2 separate regions of the Homo sapiens genome follow, and region 2 is linked to region 1. A link is a loop called in an ENCODE intact Hi-C map of the cell type or tissue named here. Cell type or tissue: PC-9. All regions are shown on one strand.

What was found. Peaks named below come from ENCODE experiments on the same cell type or tissue, not always from the same donor. Only the 100,000 strongest peaks of a DNase experiment are listed, where the experiment ranks them.
Region 2: a loop joins it to region 1, with 17 times the contacts of the local background. A loop is called at or near these places in 92 of 110 quality-filtered maps.

What each region holds. Positions count from the first base shown.
Region 1 is chr3:17,428,158-17,436,157 of GRCh38, reverse strand. It overlaps TBC1D5 (TBC1 domain family member 5), which reads left to right. Exons shown (of 23, transcript NM_001349074.2): 4 at 7,639-7,708. Among named protein-coding and RNA genes, the nearest start is that of TBC1D5, 310 kb to the left of the region's middle. In PC-9, CTCF peaks have their summits at 4,797 and 4,996; no DNase peak of the experiment used is centred here; H3K27ac peaks cover 1,312 bases.
Region 2 is chr3:17,838,339-17,846,338 of GRCh38, reverse strand. No RefSeq gene overlaps it. Among named protein-coding and RNA genes, the nearest start is that of TBC1D5, 100 kb to the right of the region's middle. In PC-9, CTCF peaks have their summits at 4,719 and 4,927 (motif pointing right); no DNase peak of the experiment used is centred here.

The sequences.
Region 1 (8,000 bases):
TGCCTCTAGTTCCTGATTTCATTAAACTGAATCTGTCAGTTTAATTTTACCAATTCAGTAAGGCTTACTCCTGGAAATACTTCAAACAGAGATCATGGACAGTGTATTTGTTCTCTTAAAAGCTAAAAGCACTTTGTATTTATATAGACCCCCACCCTAAAAATTCGAAACCTCTTCCTGTCTTTGCAGACTGGCTCTGTGCCACAGTAGTTCTTTAACATTTAGCCACGCTTGCAGTCCTCATATAGTGATCAGCTTTTGGTGGAAGCTTAGGGTCTTCTCAGTTACTTTCTGATCATGCATATTGCTCTAGGCACACACACGGCCTTCTACATCTCTCCAATACACATGGATGCTTTTGAATGTCCTAATTTCCCAAAGAAATCCTCACCAGCTTTTGCTCCCAGGCCTTAGGTGGTCTATCTTATGTTTCAATTGCAGTCTTTTGCCGCAGGCATCTGTGAGTGATATGATTTTGCTGTGGCCCCACCCAAATCTCACCTTGAATTGTAGTTCCCATAATCCCCATGTGTCATGGGAGGGACCTGGTGGGAGGTAATTGAATAATGGGGGCAGTTACCCCCATGCTGCTGTTCTTGTGATATTATGTGAGTTCTCACAAAATCTGATGGTTTCTAAGGGGCTTTTCCCCCTTTTAATTGGCATTTCTCCATCCTGCTGCCATATGAAGAAGGACATATTTGCTTCCCCTTCCATCATGATTGTAAGTTTCCTGAGGCCTCCCCAGCCATGCGAAACTGTGAGTTGATTAAACCTCTTTCCTTTATAAATTACCCAGTCTTGGGTAGTCCTTTATAGCAATGTGATAAGGTACTAATACAGTAAATTGGTACCACAGAGATTGGCGTGCTGCTATAAGGATACCCAAAAATGTGGAAGAGACTTTGGAACTGGTTGATAGCCACAGGTTGGAATAGTTTTGAGGGCTCAGAAGAAGACAGGAAAATGTGGGAAAGTTTGGAATTTCCTAGAGACTTGGGGGGCTCAGAAGGTAGGAAGATGTGGGAAAGTTTGGAACTTGAGATTTGTTGAATGGCTTTGACCAAAATGCTGATAGTGATATGGACAATAAAGTCCAGGCTGAGGTTGTCTCAGATGGAAATGAGGAACTTTTTGGGAACTGGAATAAAGTTAACTCTTGCTATGCAAACAGACTGGTGGCATTTTGCCCCTGCCCTAGTGATCGGTGAAACTTTGCACTTGAGAGAGATGATGTAGGGTATCTGGTGGAAGAAATTTCTAAGCAACAAAGCATTCAAAAGGAAGCAGAGTATAAAAGTTTGGAAAATTTGCAGGATGACAATGTAGTAGGGGGAAAAAAATTCTGGGGAGAATTACAAGCCCACTGCAGAAATTTGCAGAAGTAACGGGGAGTGGAATGTTAATTACCAAGACAATGGGGAAAATGTCTCCAGGGCATGTCAGAGACCTTCACCACAGCCCCTTCCATCACAGGTCGGGTGGCCTAGGAGGGAAAAGTGGTTTTGTGGGCTGGGCCCAGGGCCCCCCTGTTCTATGCAACCTCAGGACATTATAAAGGAATTATAAAGACCTCAGGAATTATAAAGACCTCAGGTATTATAAAGACATGAGATTTGGGAGGGGGTACAGTGATATGGTTGGGCCGTGCCCTGGATCCCAGCTGCTTCAGCTCCAGCTGTAACTAAAAGAATCCAGTGTACAGCTTGGGCTATTGCTTCAGAAGGTGCAAGCCCCAAGCCTTGGCAGCTTTCACATTGTGTTGGGCCTGTGGGTGTGCAGAAGACAAGAATTGATGTTTGGGAATCTCTGCCTAGATTTCAGATGATATATGGAAACACCTGGATGTCCAGGCAGAAGTCTGCTGTAGGGACAGGGCCTTCATGGAGAACCTCTGCTATGGCAGTGTGGAAGGGAAATGTGGGGTTGGAGTCCCCATACAAAGTCCCCACTGGGGCATTGCCTAGTGGAGCTGTGAGAAGAGGGCCACTGTTCTCCAGACCCTAGAATGGTAAATTCAGTGACAGCTTGCATTGTGCACCTGGTAAAGCTGCAGACACTCAACGCCAGCTGTGAAGGCAGCCGGGAGGGGAGCTGTACCCTGCAAAGCCACAGGGGCAGAGCTACCCAAGGCCGTGGGAGCCTACCTCTTGTATCAGTGTGACATAGATGTGAGACATGGAGTCAAAGTAGATCATTTTGGTACTTTACAGTTTAATTACTGCCTCTTGGATTTTGGACTTGCATGGGGCTTGTACCCATTCGTTTTGGTCAGTTTCTCTCATTTGGAGCGGGTGTATTGCTCAATGCCTGTACCCCCATTGTATCTATGAAGTAGCTAACTTGCTTTTGATTTTGCAGGCTCATAGAGGAAGGGACTTGCCTTTCTCAGATAAGACCTTGGACTTGGACTTTTGGGTTAATGCTGGAATGAGTTAAGACTTTGCAGGACTGTTGGGAAGGCATGACTGTGTTTTGAATTATAAAGACATGAGATTTGGGAGGGGGTACAGTGATATGGTTGGGCCGTGCCCCCACCCAAATCTCATATTGAAATATAGGTTTATAATCCCCAGGTGTTACAGGAGAGACCCAGTTGGAGGTAATTGAATCATGAGGGCGGTTACCCCCATGCTGCTCTTGTGATAGTGAGTTCTCATGAGATCTGATGGTTTTATAAGGGGCTTTTCCCTGTTTTGCCCTGTACTTCTCCTTCATGCCATCATATGAGGTAGGGCATGTTTGTTTCCCCTTTTGCTATGATTGTAAGTTTCCTGAGGCCTTCCCAGGCATGTGGAACTGCGAGTCAATTAAACTTCTTTCCTTTTTAAATTACCCAGTCTCAGGCAGTGCTTTATAGCAGCGTGAGAATGGACTGTATATCGGGTGTTTAGTTTGGCTTGTTGTATGTTCTATTCATGTCCGCTGCTTCTTCTAAAGTAGCCGGAACAGAGAAAGGCACCTTGTGTCATCTTTCAGGTGGCCCTTACACAGGGTAGAACATATATGCACAACAATTTGCTAACATGGTACCCTCTTCCCTTCGAGAACTAAGTACCAGACTCCCACCCTGGGAAAGTAGCTACCCTCTTCCAGACTGCTACAGTGCCAGGGATGGGGTGGGTGGGGCAAGGGCAAGTGTAAACACCACGAAATTTTTAAGTTGCCTTTTTTCTTGATTCAGTGTTCATTTTGCTTTGGAACATTTTTGACTGTTTATTACAGCTTTTACAAAGTCCTAAAAGTTACTTTTTGTTTTTCAGTGTTTCTGTGGGAGGACATGTACTACTTGGAGTTTCAAACTCTGCCATCTTGCTGATGTCATGCTGCTTTCTGTCTTTTGTTTTTAAGAATTCTATGAAAGGTTTAATAGGAACCTTTGATAACAAAGCATCCTTTTCTCAAATTAAAATGTCCACTTGAAAATGTTTTTTATTTAAGACTTCTTATGAATTTCTATTTTACGTTTGAGTTTTCATTATCTACAATACAGATTTTTTAAGACATTATTTAGAGAACTAAATATGACTATTAAATCACTGGAATGTAAGTACATTAACAATAATAAAGAAAATTGAAAATTATAAAATTGACACATTTTTTTCTGTGTTGACTTCAGCACTGGCTCTTAGATCTAATGAGTGGTCCTGGATTTTTAGCATAAGTAATTAGCTTGGGGTGGCTAATGGTTAGCCTGATTTCACAAATGATGTGGCTACTTTATGGATAATGCTGAGTCATTATGCTTTGCCTTCACTGTGTGTCAACACATGAATATACTTTATTCATAGATTTTTAAAAATCATTTTTTTAAAGGATTTTAAAGTTAACTAAAACATTTCATTGGTATATACTAATTCCTTTAAAAGACACAAAGGCTTTCAGGTCTTTACACTAAACTCATAGCTTTGTTTTCATCTTAGTTTGAACCAAGTCATTTTTCCCCATCTTACTATTAAATACCCCACCCAGACTGTGTATGTTGACAGTTCTCTAATGATTCAAAGATAAAACCTTTTCTTTATTATGTAATACTTTTCAGAATTCATACCTAGTGTGATGTGATAGTCTAAAACTTGATGTTTTCACATGTAAACTGAAGACACATTTGAGTAGGCGTGATTATTTATAGTGTTATTCTGGCTGTTTTTAACTTAACCTAGTTTAAAAATCTCTGGTTCTCTCTTCATGAACTAGATGTTTGTGTATAAAAAAATACTACAGAAATCTATTGTAAACCTCCCTTTAGAAAGATTTCAACAGTGCACAGATGGAACCAAAAATGCCCTTTGTTAAACATGACTTCAGTTAAAGCTAAAAGGGAGTCTGAAATTCCATTCATTCTGTTTTGAAATTTAAGTCACAGTTATCCTTTCTGGCTTAGTAAGTTAGATACACATGTTAGAAATTACTATTAAGCAATATTATGCATTTTCTTATAATTTAAGCCAATGTAACTATCAGCATATTTTTGCAAATCAGCAATTTATTTTCATTGAATATTATGAACCCATTAGGAAAGTTGCATACCAATTAATGAGAAATGAATGTTATATAAATTTCAAACTTACGGTCACAAGTAATTGATGAATTGTTCTTATAGATATATGTTGTACAATGTTATAAATATATAGTTACACATATGTTATTTATTTTATATAATTCATGCATGTATTCAAAATATACTCAATAAAGACATCTAGATTCTTTTACTGGTTACTTTACATTAGATATTGAAATACCTTTAAAGTTACAACTGTATTCTAAAAATTGCAGATTAGTTAAATTATTTTCAGGTAAGAGGAAGCCTATTATCTTAAACCACATTTTAGATATTTGTGCTGTTTGACCATTTAATAGTCTTTGTGTAAGATTACATTAATACTGTATTTGTATGTGTGTGTATGATGCATCTTTGTTACAGTTACGGCTACCTGACAACTTAGTTCAAGGATCAGAATAGCAAGTAAAAACATCATAGTAAACTCTCTTGCACCCTCTGTTGTTATTTTTGGGAAACACTACATATACGTTCCCATGATTGTATTGTCATTTCATTTACTTTAATCCCTTATAAAATTAATACTTATTTTATTATACTTACCTCCAAATTAGATTCAGTAGTAAAGTAACACTTGTTTATTTCCCAAACTGGCGGAAGTTGTTTTCTGGTGTTACAGATATGTTTTTTATCATATTATAGCTTAAATGAAAAATGAGCCTTTCTGTTTGTCTTTGATTTCTCCTAGTTACTGGTATTAAGCCTCTCCAAATGTTTCACACCAAGGAAAATCTCTACAGGATGTAGCACATTGTATACACAATTTTACAGAATTACAGATTCTGTCTGTTCTTTTGTAAACCTTTCCATAGTCAGACAGTTTCCTTCCAAAATAAGAGTCTGGGATCGTCCATACTAAAATTAAGAGTTTATAACTGTAAGGAACAGATGTTTTCATAAACATTTGCCATAATTAATTTCAACTAGAGGATTGAGGGAACAAAGCGTTTTTCCCGCTTCAAAACTTTATTGCCTTTTCCCCATATAGCCAACTCTGAAATCTTTTCTCTAATATTGTTAGTGAAACAATTGTACTCCTTATTTGCTATGTTTTTGAGAAAGAAAAACTGCTTTTTTTTTCCCTATTACCATTTTTTTGCACCTTGAAAGTTACATTTAATGTGATAGTTTCATTTGGAAACAGTTTTAAATTAAATAAAACCTTTATAATATGATAAAACCTGGTTGTTTATAAAGCCAAATTCTCTTAATTATTTGAAGGATTTTATATTTGATCTGATAAATATCACCTTAAAGGAAGAACTATTCTATTGGTGTTATTTTTCATGTTTAATCATAATCTTTAGTTTTAACGAGAAAGAAGCTCATATTTTAAATGTATAATATAGTACTTATTCTATGCTGATTATGGAACGTTTCACAGGAAATGTCTGCAAGCTGTTAAATAACATGTGTTGTAGGAAATTTTCATTTAGCAAGACAGAGACTAATTTTCCTTACATCTTTTTAGTTTATTATAATATTATTAATTTTTAAAAGAAAATGAAGGGTGCTGTATGAGTAATACCATACCCATGTTTTCAAAGAATTAGCAACTTATACCTAGCTAGGTTAATTTTAAACATTTATATGTTTTTGGATTATTTTCTTCTATAAATTGTCACCATTTTTAAGTGTTGTAATCCATTTTAGGATTTTTTGTTTTTTCAAAAAACAAAATAAACTGGAACAATATTTTGAAAAAAGAGTAGAGTTGAAAGTTTAATAAGCAGGCTCAGTCCACTTCTCCTGAACACTGGCACAGCTGCACATATCTCACCAAATTCTCAAAAAAGAACCAGTGTTCTTTACTATCTGTCAGCTATAAAATGTGTAAAGAAAGATAGGTAGCTGTCATTAAAATTACATTTCAGCATTCAGTCACCATTTAATGAGTAGCATAATTATATAAGTATAGTACCTTAGATACTATACTCAATAATTAAAAATAATCTCATCTTTAAAGTGAAAGCTCTGTAATTACTGTTTGACTTATCCACGACCACTGTGATGATTTCCTATTGCACCTTCGGTTGTTCAAAGTATATTAAAAGTATAAAATTGGATTAAATCATTGTTATATTAAGCTGTAAATATTATAAAAATCAAATACAACCTGATGTTTGAAAGTTACATTATATAAATTAGGAGTATAAAATATAATCAGATTCTAAACTTTTAATTTGTTTTGAAGAACAAATGACATTTTTAATAGTGGTATACTATGGTTTCATAAAAGCTGTACTTTGAAGTATATATTTAAAAAAATTGAACTATGAAATTTCAATCAATAAGAATATATAACAACGGGGCATTGGTAAGCATTTTTTCCAACTTTAGTACATTTACTTTTATTCTGTAGTCTTTAAATTGATATGTATAATTTGTTCTAAATGTGATTTTATGAATATGATAGATTTTTGAGTAAAAATTTTTTTTCTAAATGTTTGATATTATTATAGAAGACAAATACCTTTTGATGTTGTTCCTTTTTCATGTTTTAAATTGCCGAACTTTTGACAGTTGAAACCTAAAGTTAACAGATAAAGTTTTGTAAAGAATATTAAGTAAGGCATATTAAAATCTCATTAATTAATCACTACCTCTCAAGTTGGCTTTTTATTTTACCTCTGTTTACTAAATTCCTAGAGAGCATCAAACTAGGACCTGGAAAATCATCCAGGTCGGCTCTCTGCCTGTTCTCTTTTGACAGTGCCACTGATCAGGATGGGTGACTTAGTCATTAACAGAAAATTTCCTTTCTTTATAAACACTGGTTTATAATTTTAGTTTTGTCTGTAATTCATAAGAAGAAAATGTTTGTACTGTGCCTCATTTGTTCCTGATAGCAATTACTTTGGTACTGTTACTGTCCAGTCTAGGATTGGCATTGGTTTATATTTTGGTATCAAAATGAGTTTTCTACCTAAAAAGCTTTGAGTACAAAAGATAATTTGGGGAAGGGGGAGAGGATGTATGCTTTTTGGCTAATATATTGCGTAGAGCTTTCACACAGTTTTTCAACTGAAATATTCAGTTTATCTCCATTATTTCAGTGTCGTAATTTTTTTCTCCAGGAGATTCAAATAAAAATGGAAGAAGAACAAGTTCTACTTTAGACTCTGAAGGGACTTTTAATTCCTATAGGTAGGTGATGAATACATATATATATATATATATATATACACACACACACACACATATAATATTATAAGATAATGTATAAGATATATAATTATATAGGGTTTTGATCTAGAATAGTAAGGAACCACTACTTGTGTTTTAACAAGGTGACCAATGTAAACAATATTGTGTTATGTTATTTTCTGTAATTAATAAGATACAGAAAAATATAATATTCTAAATTTTTGAGTAAATGCACTTACTGCAGTATCTGTTGTTAGCCAATAGTAGGGTAATTGGAATGAATGCACATGTA
Region 2 (8,000 bases), 410 kb before region 1:
GCAGCAGCTGGAGAGGAAGTCAGGTATGGCATGGGACATTGTCCCCCTCATTGCCTCAAGCCCATTTTGGAGGGTATAGTTCAGGTAGAGCAGGTGAAAGCAAACAAGAGGAGGGAGATGAAGGTTGACACTTCCCTAGAGGATCACAGATGGGATGTGCTGCTTATAAAAAAAGTATCCCCTCTGGGTAGATAATTTCAAAAACACACCCCTTCCTCTAGACTGACATAGCCTTGTGCCAGGGGACACAGCTTGGTGAGTGGAATGGAATATGGACAGGATTTAAGTACCCACTCATACCAGGCACTTTTATACATGGCACAGCTGCACAAGTTGGCTCTTACATCCAACGAAGTGAACTAGGCTTTTGTACTTAAGGTCAGAATTTTGTCAAAGCAGCTAGGTATTTCCCCCATTAAACTGCTGACCAATTGAGCAGACCATCGATGTGTTAACATCTAAGTCTAAATAATGCTTTAGACCTCTAATAGTCTTTGCAAACATCCTCTCATTTTTTAAACAAATGTTCATTAAGCCCTTTTATTATGAACAAATCACTAGCCCCCTCTCAGAGGTTAAAGCCCTTTGGGAAGACAACAAAAATTGCAATAAATATCTGTCGATGTGGTAGGCAGCTTTTGACATGGTACCCATTGATCCTCACCCCCTGGTATTGACACTATTGTAAAATCTCCTCCCTTTGGGTGTGGACTGGACCTAGTGACTAACACATTCTAGCATATTCTAATGAAGAATACAGCAAAGGTAGTGGGACATCATTTCTGTGATAAGGTTACAAAAAACTGGGTAATTCCATCTTGCTAGTACTCTCTCTCAGTAGAACTTTTCTCTCTTGTCTTCTCACTTGCTCGCTCTGATATATCAATCTGCCACAGTGTGACAGACTCTATGGAGAGGCTCACATAGCAAAGAACCAAGGGGAGCCTCTGGCCAATGGCTTGTGAGACACTGGGGGCCTCAGTCCAAGCACCCACAGAGAATTAAATTCTGCCAACAACCACATGAGGAGACTAGGATGTGGATCCTTCCCAGTCAAGCCTTGATATGACTGCTGCCTCCTCACAGAGCCAGAAGACCCAGCCAAGCCACACCCAGATTTCCCACGCACAGAAACTTGTGAAATAATAAAATATGTGTTCAGTCACGACATTGTAGGGTAATTTATTATGCAGCACAAGGCTATAATCACAGGGTTGTAATCGAGGAATTAGCCAGGACTGCAGTCATCTCAAGGCTCCACTTCCTTGAGTGGGGAACTTGAGCACTTCTAAGTTCATTCACCAGGTTATTGGTAGAATTCAGCTCTTTAAAGGTTATTGAACTGAAAACTCAGTTTCTTGCTGACTGTTGGCCAGGGGGAACCCTCAGTCCTTTTACCACGTGAGCCTCTCTGTAGGACAATCCACAGCATGGAATTCATCTTCCTTGACAGTGAACAAGTGAGAGTGCGAAAGAGGTTGAGCAACACAGAAACCAGGGTCTTTTTGTAACCTAATCTCAAAAGTATTATCACATCCCATCACTTTTGCCAAGTAACTAGGTCCAGCCCACACAATGGGAGAGGATTATACAAAGGCATGAACACCAAGAGGCAAGGATCATTGGAGGCCATCTTTGAAGCTGCCTACCACACCATCTCTATGACTCCTCACCCATCCTTCTCCAGGGCCTCACCAGGCCTTGAGGATTCTCTTGGTTCCACCTCCTCCCTGTACACTGTGCTTATCTGTACACAGCCTTTGTAACTCATGCTTGAACTCTAGCAAAGCCTCCTAATGAGCCTACCTACCTCTTTCTGTTCTCCTAGCTGATACCCAGAAAACTGGTTGATATTTCTAATCACATTGTATTATGTCATTTTCCTATTCAAAAATGCCCACTGGCTCCCAAGTTCCTCTTCTATTTCTCAATCTAATGGTGTTAGGTCATTTTTGCATTGCTATTAAGAAATACCTAAAGGCCGGGCATGGTGGCTCACACCTGTAATCCCAGCATTTTGGGAGGCCGAGGCGGGCAGATCACCTGAGGTTGGGAGTTCAAGACCAGCCTGGCCAATGTGGTGAAACCCTATCTCTGCTACAAATACAAAAGTAGCTGGGCGTGGTGGCGCATGTCTGTAATTCCATCTACTTTGGAGGCTGAGGCAGCAGAATGGCGTGAACTTGGGAGGCGGAGCTTGCAGTGAGCTGAGATTGCGCTGCTGCACTCCAGCCTGGGCAACAGAGCAAGGATCCATCTCAAAAAAAAAAAAAAAAAGAAAGAAAGAAAGAAAAAGAAAAACCTAAAGACTGGGTAATTTATAAAGAAAAGAAATAATAGAATTGGTTCATGATTCTGCAGGCTATGCAAGCATGACACCAACATCTGCTTCTGGTGAGGACCTCAAGAAGCTTCCACTCATGGCAGAAGGCAAAGAGGGAGCAGGTACATCACATGACAAGAGCAAGAGCAAGAGAGAGAGAAGGGAGCAGTCCCAGATTCTTAAACAACCAGATCTCACATGAACTAACTGACCAAAAACTCATTTATCACCAAGGGAATGGTGCTTAACCATTCATGAGGGATCTGCTCCTATGATCCTATCATCTCCCACCAGACCCCACCTCCAACACTGGGAATCACATTTCAACATAAGATTTGGAGGGGAAAACATCCAAACCATATCAAACTCAATGTACTTTTGCTACAGTACTTATCTTACCACTCCCCTCCAGCCAAACAGGTATACCCACTGTCCCTCAGTCATAGCTAGTTGATGCACCTTTCCATGGCTTTGCTCACGATGTTTCTACCTGGAATATTCTCCCCTGTCACTCCACCTATCAGAATTCTCCCCAGTTGTTATGACCTAACAAGTCCTGTCTCCTTCCTAAAATTTATGATTCAGTGTCCTGGGTATAGCGGTCCTGGGTATAGCTGATAGCTTTGTTTGATTACTCTGGGCCCAAATGTCCTCTTCCTCCTACTGATCCTTTTTTTTTTTTTTTTTTTTTTTTTGAGACGGAGTCTTGCTCTATGACCCAGGCTGGAGTGCAGTGGCTCGATCTCAGCTCACTGCAACCTCTGCCTCCCGGGTTCAAGCAAATCTCCTGCCTCAGCCTCCGGAGTAGCTGGGACTACTGGTGCCTGCCACCATGCCCTGCTAATTTTTGTCTTTTTTTTTTTTTTTAGCAGAGACGTGATTTCACCATGTTGGCCAGGCTGGTCTTGAACTCCTGACCTCACATGAGCCACCCATCTCAGCCTCCCAAAGTGCTAGGATTACAGGCATGAGCCACCGTGCCCGGCCCCTACTGATTCTTTAACCACCCCCCTACTCCTCAAATCTCTGATATGACACTTACCATAAACTATCATATATCATCTCACATCATAGTTTGCAGTACTAATTTTAAAAATAATGTCATCAATATATGCATATTGAGAGAAGGAATAAAGCAAGTTTAGAGTGAAGGTCCACACTGAGATGTCTAGTTTGGGGAGAGTAGAATCTACCATAAATCTTGACCATAGTCATTGTATATTCTAGAGCTGTCCTACTAACCTTTCCAGGGTTCCATTTCTTATTATCCTGTCTTCAGTGACTCATCATTATTAGCGCAATGAAAGTACTACAATGTACATTATAAGCATGGAATTCTTAGGCTTCTCAGACACTATTTCTTAGCTTAATGTAGAATGTAGTGGAAAGAGAGCTCCTTTTGAAGTTTAAAAATAGGGAGGGGTAGGGGAGATTCTAATCCCACCATGCTTCTCTGAGACACAAGAGAAAGATGTAAGAATGGCCATGAATACAGGTATGTGTGTGGGTGTACAGTTGTGGCACATGGTAAAGTTGCTGATGGCCTACATATTCTCTGTGATATATATACACTACACAAGGAGTCATATAAGAATGAAATAAGAGCTCAAGAAAAGGGGGAATATTTTTGATAAATTGAATTGGTAAGTAATTAGAGAAATATTCAAAGGCTGAAGTTTCGATCACATACTAACAGACAACAAAAATTAATAATTACTGATCTCCTAAGTACCTTAGATTATGTTATTCTATCTAATCATCACAACAACACATTTTACAAAAGAGAAGATGAAGGCCCAGGGAGGTTAAGTAATTTGCCAAAAGTCACACAACCAGATTACAACTCCGCCCTGGATGATTCCAAATCCGATGCAACCCCATCTTTGGGGCATTCAACCTGGGAGATATGGCCTTGCTCATGTTTAGGAGACATTATACTACTTTGAATTGTTATCATTGGATGTAAGGCAGCCTATGTCACTCTCCCTAAAATGATTCTATGATCTTTTAGCAGCTATGCCAATCCAATCTGTGCTGGTAGGAAAATCATCCTTCTATACATCTCCAAATGAAATGAAGTGCAGATTAGCCAAACCACCAAGAAAATTTAATTGTAAAGGGAGGTATGGGTGGTAGGATTTGATGGAATCATTCCATACCAGGTGTTCTAATGTCACATTCTTCATTATCTTGAAGAAAAAGCCTTCAAATAGATTCCTTTTTTCTTACAGGTTGCCTTCAGACCCTGAAAGAGATTTTCAGGAGAAATTTCAGTATTCTATATCAAAAAAAAAAAAAAAAAAACATGTTTTCTGGAAATGCAAGAGAATATAAGGAACAGCTTCATCTCAAAATTTGCAAAGCTTGCCTCAAAGCCATCTCAAGGTAACTGCTTAATTGGTGCTCTTCTTGGGCTTTCTAGAACATCCATTAAAAGAATGTCCAATGATAGTGTCTAACTCATGTATATATTGACAGTAGCCAAGCCCACCTCTCTGACAAAGCTGAGGGTCCAAAGTCAGGATAATGCTGAAACTGCACCAATCAAGGACTGGGAAGCGTGGGCTGGGGAACCGTGAGTGCGGTCTGTGGACAGACGGGGGCAGCAGAGAGCTGTTGGAGAGGTGCGCATCAGGCAGCTTCCTAGGGGGCGAGTGTTTCTGGTCAACTTGGAGACATTGACAGAAAGACCCAGCTCCAGCGTCAGTAACACAGCTGAGGGATTAGCCCTGCTGAGCTGTCTGTCTGGAATCCACAAACAGAACCTACCATTTTCCACACCGTGGTCAGAAACTTTTATAAACCTGCTCCCCGATATGTCATTCCCCTGCTAAAAAGGCTAATCAATGGCTCCCCATTGCTTGAAACACTTTTTCAAGCTTTGATGCGCATCAGCATTACTTGGAGGGCTTGGTAAAACACAGCTCATTGGGCTCACTCCCGGAGTTTCTGATAGATTAGGTCTTGGGTGGTCCTGAGACTTTGCACTTCTGACATTCCTGGGTGTTGGTGATGCTGCCAGTTCCCACTGGTCCAGAAACCACACCTGGCAATCCACTAGCTTAGGTCATATTTAAGCTGCCCACTCTCGTCCTCTCCAGCTTCTCTTCTAGGCACTCACTCCCACGGGCATCCCCCACTCCCTCACACCCTCTGCTCCACCTGTGAACTTCCTTCAGCCCCGCAAGGGAGTTGTGTTTCCCTGCGCCTCTCGGCCTATTCACATGTGCTCTCTCTGCTGATACACTCTTCCTCCATCTCTTCATCTGGCCAATGATTACTTATCTTTAGGTCCCAAGTAAGAAGCCTCCCTCCTCTGAACTCTCATCATGCCCTGTACCTCTCACCTCACACTGTGTTGTAAATGACCCTTGTGTGTCTGTGTCCCAGCTAGTATCAGCCTGGGGAGCAGGGGCTGACACACATCTATACCTTTGGAAATTCAGTCGCTAGGCTCATCTGGATTCTTGACTGTGCACAATAACCATGTTACATTTCTCTGCTTGCCTCCCTCTTCCGCTCTCAAAGACTATTTCAAACCATCTTCATTTTCCTCAAATCTCTAACCTTCACGCCTACTCTATCACACTCAACAGATGGCCTTGCCTACTCCTTCACAGAGAAAATAGAAGCCACCAGACAGAAACCTCTCAACTTCCCGCACCAAACCTACAAACCCACCAGCATCTGCACCCACCCCATCCCCCTGACCTCCTGTTACAATAGAGGAGCTGCCTGTACTTTCTATGGCTGTCTGAAGCCAAACCCTCCAGCTCTGCTATGGTTTCCTCCTCCTGCTTCCTCAAAAACTCCCACCATCAACACACCCTCTTCACGGTAGCTTCTACTTCTTTCTCTTCCCTGATTTTCTCCATCATTTTTAAAACATGTGCAACTCTCTCTTCTATAAATAACCACCCCCCTTAGGCCCTATGTCACCCTGTAACTATCCTCTTTTTTCTACTTTGCTACTGCACAGCCAAATATGTTTAACCTCATGATTTCCATTTTCTTATTTCCTACTCTCTCCACAAGCCACTTTTCCTCAAAAACTATTCTCACAAGGGTCAACAAACACCCTTCTATAGCCAAGTCAAATAGACACCTTTCAGTTCCCATTCTGTTTGACGTAGTTGACCCCCTCCTACATCTGGACGCTCCCTCTTTCCTTACCTTCTGTGACATCCCAGCCTCGTCCATCTGGCCATTCTTCCTTTAAGGCCTGGTCCTCCTAGGACTTATAAATGCTGGTGGTTTGTGGGGCTCAATCCTAGACCTTCTTGTCTAAAGTCAGCCTGGATAACTGTATCCATTTCCTTCAGTTCAGTTACTATACGCTTACCAAGCAATCCCTTTATTGGAGAGGTCTGTCTCTTGCTCTCTGCTGTCCATGTTTACATGACCAACCGCCCAATCTATGTATTTTCTTTGACATCCCACAGGTCCCTCATACTCCACTGAACTTAAGATCTTCCCCCAAAACTGCTGCTTCTAGTTGCTCTTTATTGAAGCAAATTGCCTCAGAGGATACATCCTTGACACTTCCCTCTGTCTCCTGCCCCATATCTCACCAAGTCCCAATACTTTAGTTTCACCAGCCTCTCTCCATGTCTTCCCATACCATAACCCAAGCCACCATTCCATCTCTCCCAGACTGCGGCTACAACCACCGGCCTCCTTGCAGCATCTCTGGCACCCTCCAATCCATTCCTCCCTCCTTATGCTAGAGGAATCTTTCCTTAAAAAACAACTCACTTCCCATTCTTGCTTAAACCCCTCAGTGGCTGTCCAATACCCCTGGGATAAAGTTCAGTCTTGTCTTGCCCCCTCACCCACACTGGTCTTCTTTCAGCACCTTCAAAGCACCAAGCCCTCAGCCATCAGGGTATTTACACATGCTCTTCTCTCTCCTATAACGTTTGCCCTCACCTTCTTGTTTGGCAACCCTCACCCATCCTTCAGGGCTCAGCTTCAGATTTTCTGGGGGAAATTTCACTGACCCTCTGACGCTCATCACAATTGTGGCTAATTAATTACTTGAAAATTTGTTTTATGTCTTTCTCCCCCTCTAAGCATCATACAGGCAAAGAGCAGATCTTCACCTGAGCCCCAGAAGTCAGGGCTGCAGTGAGCCACGATCATGCCACTTCACTCCAGCCTGGGCAACAGAGTGAGACCCTGTCTCAAAAAAAAAAAGATTGGATCTTTCTCCTCATTCTCCACTCTCTGTCATATCTCCACTACGTTTCACAATGCCTGGCTTGTAGGTAGCTGATGACGAATCTTTGTTGAAAAAATGAAGAACAATTGAAAGAAAAAAGATACCATAATTTGAGATTTGACATTTCTTAGACTGGTTAATAACATCATAACTAATATTTCTCTAATGCTTTCTATTTGTCTTGCACTGTCTCAAGTGTATTACATTATCACAAAAATCCTGTGAGGTATGATATTATTATTATCCCCATTCTACAGTAGAGGAAACTGAGGCACAGAGAGTTTACAAATTTTGCCCAAGACACAGACAGAGATAGTAAGTAATAAACTGGGATATAAGTCAAAATAGTTTGATCTACCTACTGTGTCCTTAAACACTGTGATATACTATCTCCAAGATCTCTTTAGTATGTGCAAGGAAGACAGCTGTAGGTGTTGGGCTGTGTGTATTATTAAG